2 separate regions of the Homo sapiens genome follow, and region 2 is linked to region 1. The links are chromatin loops, found by intact Hi-C in ENCODE. Cell type or tissue: K562. All regions are shown on one strand. Each heading gives the region's core, and the rest is flanking DNA. Links, peaks and the distances in the headings are about the cores only.

Region 1 (2,905 bases), core at 219-2,718:
TTTATCATATTCACTGGGATAGCATGCAAGACTCCAGCTCTCTGAAGACAGGAACTGTCTTGTTCACTGATATATCTCTAGCACCTAGAATAGTGAATGATAAGCACTCATTTAAGTCTGTTGAATTAATAGGTATTCCTAATTATAAAGCTGTTTGACTCCTAAAGTCCTCTACTTGCCTTCATATTAGTCCAGAACTGGTTCAACTTACCACGTACCTGATGAAAAATACAACTACTTTTTAATTCAAAATAACTAGAAGTGGCATAATCCAGTAAAAAGAACACTACTGCTAAACCAGGAGACCAGGGTTCCAGGCATAGCTCTGCTACTTACTAACTCTTTGTGTTGCTGTTGGTGACTTACTTAACCTCTCTGGGACTCACTTTCTCTGTCTGCTCAATTATGTGGCTAATCTGGATCAGAGATTTTCAAAGTGTGTCCCACAGCCGGGGGGCGGGGAAGGGGGTGGGCACTAAATCAGAGGGACCAGAAGACTGTGCACCCTACCCAGACCTGAAGCCAGTCTAGTTCAGTATATATTATATATTGCAATTCATGTATGACTTGGGAGAAGGAAAAAAAAAAAAGGATCCACAGCTAAAAACAAGTTTGAAAACAACTGAAACATGATCACCGAATTCTCTGCACCCTTTACATGCTGATATTTAAAACAACAGAAAGCCACGAATGTAGTAAGAAGGTAGTTTTGCCGGGCACGGTGGCTCACGCCTATAATCCCAGCATTTTGGGAGGCCAAGACGGGTGGATCACCTGAGATTTCAGGAGTTCGAAACCAGCCTGGCCAACATGGCGAAACCCCATCTCTACTAAAAGTACAAAAATTAGCCGGAGGTTGCAGTGAACCGAGATCGCGCCATTGCACTCCAGCCTGGGCGACAGAGAGAGTCCATCTCAAAAAAAAAAAAAAAAAAAAAAAAAGAAGGTAGTTTCTAAAAAGCACTTGAAGAGTCTGACTGCCAAAGTTCAGAGAGAGTAAGCTGACACTTTTGTCTGCCATCAGGAACCCACCAGTCTCCAAGCAACTTGACTTCATTATGCAGATCCAGCAAGACACAGAGACATTTTTGAATCCACAAATAACTTCTATGTAAGTCTTTATACCTTGGAGCCGGACACAGTGGCTCACACCTATAATCCCAGCACTTTGGGAGGTCAAGACGGGAGCATCGCTTGAGACCAGGAGGTCAAGACCAGCCTGGGCAACATGGCAAAACCTCATTTCTACAAAAAAACAAAATTACCTGGGCATGGTGGCAGGTGCCTGTGGTCCCAACCTCCCTAGGCTAAGATGGGAGGATCACCTGCGCCCAGGAGTGCCACTGCACTCCAACCTGGGTGACAGAGTGAGACCCTGTCTCAAAAATATAAAAAGTCTTTATACCTCGATCCCCTTCATATTAACAAGGAGGCTCAGGCAGAAGGCACAGACTTAAATGGTTTTCCTTTATGCCTTGCTTTCAGGTCATTTGTCACTTCACTTCTGGTGACTCAGAGTCTGACCCCAGCCTCACACTTGATAATGCACCATGCACGGTTCTTGCAGAGATAGGGCCTTCCTTTTGCATGGGAAGTACTCGGTAGTTACGGTGCGCTAGTCAGGGTTGTAGTCAGAGGACCTGGAGTTCTCTCATCTGCCACCTACTCTGTGTCACTGCTATGGACACCTATTATTTGGTCTACTCAGCACCAATCCCATCCCTGCCCTCTTCCTGAAAACTCTCGTGTTCCCTGGCTTCATTCTATCATACTGTTCTACAGGGAGGGCCATGTTCTTAGATGGTACGCTGTCCTTCTTAATCCAAGGGTAGACAACAGAATTCAGCTCTACTCAATTGCGTCTTTTCCTGGGGCTTTTAAACTTGGGATTTGGTCCACTTCTTTTCAGTGAAGAAAAGCTGTAAGATGTGAGGTGTGGCAGCTTCCAATGACCACGACCACGTGAAGAAAGCTGGTTTGCATGGAGAGAAACGTGAAATCGGCACGCTGAGAAGAGATGAGGCAGTGCTGGTAGTGTCTGAGTCCTTGGGAGCAATTGTTCCTGAGGCCCAGCTGCACCTTGCCTGTCCTTTCAGGAGAAGCTCAGTTGTTTGACTTTTAGATTCCATAAGCCAACAAATCGTCTTTTATACCTAAATTAGTTTAAACTGGCTTTCAATCCCTTACAACTGAACTAACACCAACCCTGTGTTAAGTCACTGAAATACTGTGAGTCTGTTTCTTCATTTGTAGAAACGACCTCAAATGTTTTTGGCAAATACTAACAAGATATGTAGTTTTGTTAAAACCATACTGGGCCATAAATTTCTAAGGAATGACTACTACAGATATCTCATGATGAAGATAATGGCAAGTACCACCCAGAAGGCATATGGACTTAGTTAAGCTCAGCCCTGCTGCTAGAAAACCAAGTGTCTTACTGACTAGCAGACAGCAACTCCACAGTGGACACAAATGCTTGTCTGCCCAGGTGCCCTCCCCTCCTACCAACCCGCTCACCCTTCTCCTCTGGGAATCACTCCACCTCCACTCCATCCTTTCCATGGGAACTGTCCTGTCCTTTCAGGAATCCATCTCCAGACTGGCTGATGGGCCTCAGGATAAGCACTAGACTCAAGCTGGGCTAAAAGATCCCTTTCCTGGGACTTTTACTTTTAAAAAATGGTGGTAAAATTCACTTTTAAGCTTATAGTTCAGTAATGTTAAGTGTATTACAGTATGAAAGTGTATTAAGTAGTTTTAAGCGTATAGTTCAGTGGTGTTAAGCATATTCACATTGTTGTGCAACTAATTTCCAGAACTTTTGCATCTTACAAAACTGAAACTCTATCCCATTAAACTTCTCCATTTACCCTTCCCTCCACCCCCAGCCAACACCATACTG
Region 2 (2,832 bases), core at 333-2,832, 64 kb after region 1:
CTCTTTGCAATTCACAAGAGAATTCCGTGTTCACTGAGTACTGAGCCTACATTGTTTCAACATGTCTGAAATGGCATTTCAGGAACCCAGAGTGGAATGACCAGGTTAGCAACATGGTTAGAGAAGTGCAGCCCTCTGGATCACTTGTGGCTACCCTGAAATAGTTTTCCGTGGTTGAGGAGGACTCAGGTGGCATAAGCTGCCCCCACTCTGACATGTTTGAGAAATCTTTTATTAGAAGATGTCCCAGAAGGCAACATTTTAAAATCAGGCAATCAGTAATCACAACTAAATACAAAATTTCAGGTGAACTTGCCTTTCAAAATAAATCAGACCCTTGCAACAGGAAATTGCCCCAAGAGTTTTTTTCCTTGTACAAAAACAGTTAACACCACTTTGCAAAAGGCATACAAAAATACAATATAAAAAAAAAAGACTCCCCCAGCATAATAGCCAACAGCAGCTTATAAAACACAAGCTATTCAGTTGAGACATCAGTAACCTACACCCAAACTGTCCTCCATAGACAATTCCAGAAGTCAGCTGGCTTTTGTAAACCATGCTCCAGAAGGGTAGAGAGGCTATTTCCAAACATCCCCTGGGGTCCTCTGAGGCCAAGAAGCAACCTCAGAAAGAAACCATTATGGACAATAGATTTGGAAGTAGCAGCTGGTTTTCCAGAGCCATATATAGTACTTACCACCCCCTACCCACCCCAACTTCCAAACCCAGAGCCAGCAGGCACCTGCTGTCCTGGGCAGAGTTCTGGAGGGGCTGCTGGTCCTTCTTCCAGGACAGGCTTAGAGGTGCCTGAGGTTACCCACATGACAACTGCTAGGTTGGGTGACTTTCCCAGACTAGAAGCTGCACGTGGATTCCACTTGGAGCTGCCGAGTCCAGCTGGGGTAAAATCCATCATGGTTGGCTAAGCATATCTCCTGGAGGCTCCTTTAAAACCCACCAGAAGCAAGTCCACCTTCTGGAGCACTGGATGAGTCCCAACAGCTCTCCCCAAAACTTCAGAAACGCCCAGATTCTGGGAAAGATATCTGATTCATGGCAGGCTGGAAGGGGCCCAAGGGTGGCTGCAGAGCCAGCAAGCTCCTTGGAATTGCATGAGGAGGACAGATTTGCATGGTTCCAGAAGAACTTCAAACTTGCCGCTCAAGGATTGAGATGAGGCAGGTGGGAAAGAGGCAGCAGTACAGTTCTCCCTCTGAGGTGTCTTACACCTGCCTTGAGAAAAGACTGGGCCTCAAGTGCCCCTCGGAAAACACCTGGGCAGGGATCAAGTTCATGGGCCAGGACTCCAAGCTATCCCCAGGCCCCAGGCTAGGACCGATTTCCCTGTGTCTTGGGGAAATATTTCTGACCTGTGGGAAAGGGTGCTGTAGAGCCCATTGCATAACAAGGCATAATGGAACAAAAAAGTCCCTTGTGAGGAAAGAAAGGTCCCTCCCTCAGAGGAGAGAGCCCAGAGGGCTCTGAGACAAAGAATCTAGAGGCCAAGCTTTTTAAGTGTTCCCAGGGTCGCAGCATTGGGAGTGGGAGGAAGGGGGTCAGCTAACATCATAATATATAAAGGTTTCCAACTCCTTGGCTACTGTAAAGTGTCTGACAGTGAGGTAATGGTCAATGTTGATCAAGTCTGCAAGCTTGTCTTCACCCAAGACAGCTCGTGTGTCTTCTGGAAAAAGGAGCCTCAGGGAGAGCATCCAGGCCCAGCTGTCCTTGCATCACCCCAGAGACACCAGTTGGGAGCATCCTTTCCTAGCCTAAAGCTCATGCAGAGTGTGAGATTTCATGCAGGCTGGAGCCCCTGACAACATCCACCACCTGTTGCATAGCATCTGTCAGCCTTTTCTTCAGAGCTAGTGAGCTAGGCAGACCCCAAGGCTCCTCAGTCAGCTGCCTGCTGGGAAGCCAAAGGCGCCAGAGAACATACAGCACTCCCATGAGTCAGGGAAGAGGGAGAGCTGGGTTTCAAGGTTTCCAAGAATGCAAGCCTTTATTGTGTGTGCACCGGCTGCAATGCATTCTGGGATCTACTGTCCAGACTGTCCCACCATAACCAAAATGTGCAAATTACTAAAGGGGAGAGGGAGGTTAAAAAATAAACTTGTGTCTTCGTAAGACAGAACTGTCAGGCTTTTTGGTCAGTTAGTAGCCAGTGAGGTATGCAATTCTTTTCTGCAACTGCTGCTGCCGGCATCGGAGCTGTCTTTTCTCTGTAGCCATCCTCTTCTCAGCCCCCACCAGGGCTTGCAAGTATTCCAAGGCCTTGCTTAGGATCACTACTTTGGGGGCCTTGGAGCAGCTGGCCAGGGTGGGCACCTGGTCCCTCAGCGCCAAGAATCGCGAACGCAGGTCATTCCGCCTCTTGCGCTCCAGGAAGTTGTGATTCTTCCTCTTGGTCACATCCTCAGTATCAGAACTGACAGGTTTGGGGTGGCAGGACTGGGCAGCCTCACTTTCTACAGGTGGGGGACTCACAATCTCTTCATCCTCCTCATCTTCCTTTTCCCCTGCAGCATCTCTCTCCAGAACCTCTTCTTGGGGACCCCTCTCTGAAGCCTCTTCTTGGGAGCAGCTTTCTGGAGGAAAACGGGCAGCATAGTTGTGCTGTTGCTGATGGATGGAGATGTGGAAATGCTTCATGCAGGGATCCAGGGGGTCTGCTCGCACCGTGATGGTGACCGGCTTCCGAATACCCAGAGACTGCCTCTTCTCTACTGTCACAACATCAATTTCTTCATTCTCTGTCCGAGAAAAGAGATCAAGAGAAGAAACACATCCCATGAGAAACACAAACATAGACCCTACAGCTTTAGC

The links. Peaks named below come from ENCODE experiments on the same cell type or tissue, not always from the same donor. Only the 100,000 strongest peaks of a DNase experiment are listed, where the experiment ranks them.
Region 2: it touches region 1 in a loop (2.3-fold over the local background); 26 of 110 quality-filtered maps call a loop at or near these places.

The regions. Positions count from the first base shown.
Region 1 is chr1:39,830,947-39,833,851 of GRCh38, forward strand. It overlaps LOC105378667 (a long non-coding RNA gene), which reads left to right. Exons shown (of 4, transcript XR_947221.3): 3 at 1,025-1,111. Among named protein-coding and RNA genes, the nearest start is that of LINC02811, 15 kb to the left of the region's middle. In K562, for the core only: no CTCF peak of the experiment used is centred there; a DNase peak (open chromatin) is centred at 1,565.
Region 2 is chr1:39,895,212-39,898,043 of GRCh38, forward strand. MYCL (MYCL proto-oncogene, bHLH transcription factor) reads right to left here. Exons shown (of 2, transcript NM_001033081.3): 2 at 217-2,759. The coding sequence ends at 2,161. MYCL-AS1 (MYCL antisense RNA 1) reads left to right here. Exons shown (of 3, transcript NR_183425.1): 2 at 2,532-2,832. Among named protein-coding and RNA genes, the nearest start is that of MYCL, 5.3 kb to the right of the region's middle. In K562, for the core only: a CTCF peak has its summit at 1,755; no DNase peak of the experiment used is centred there.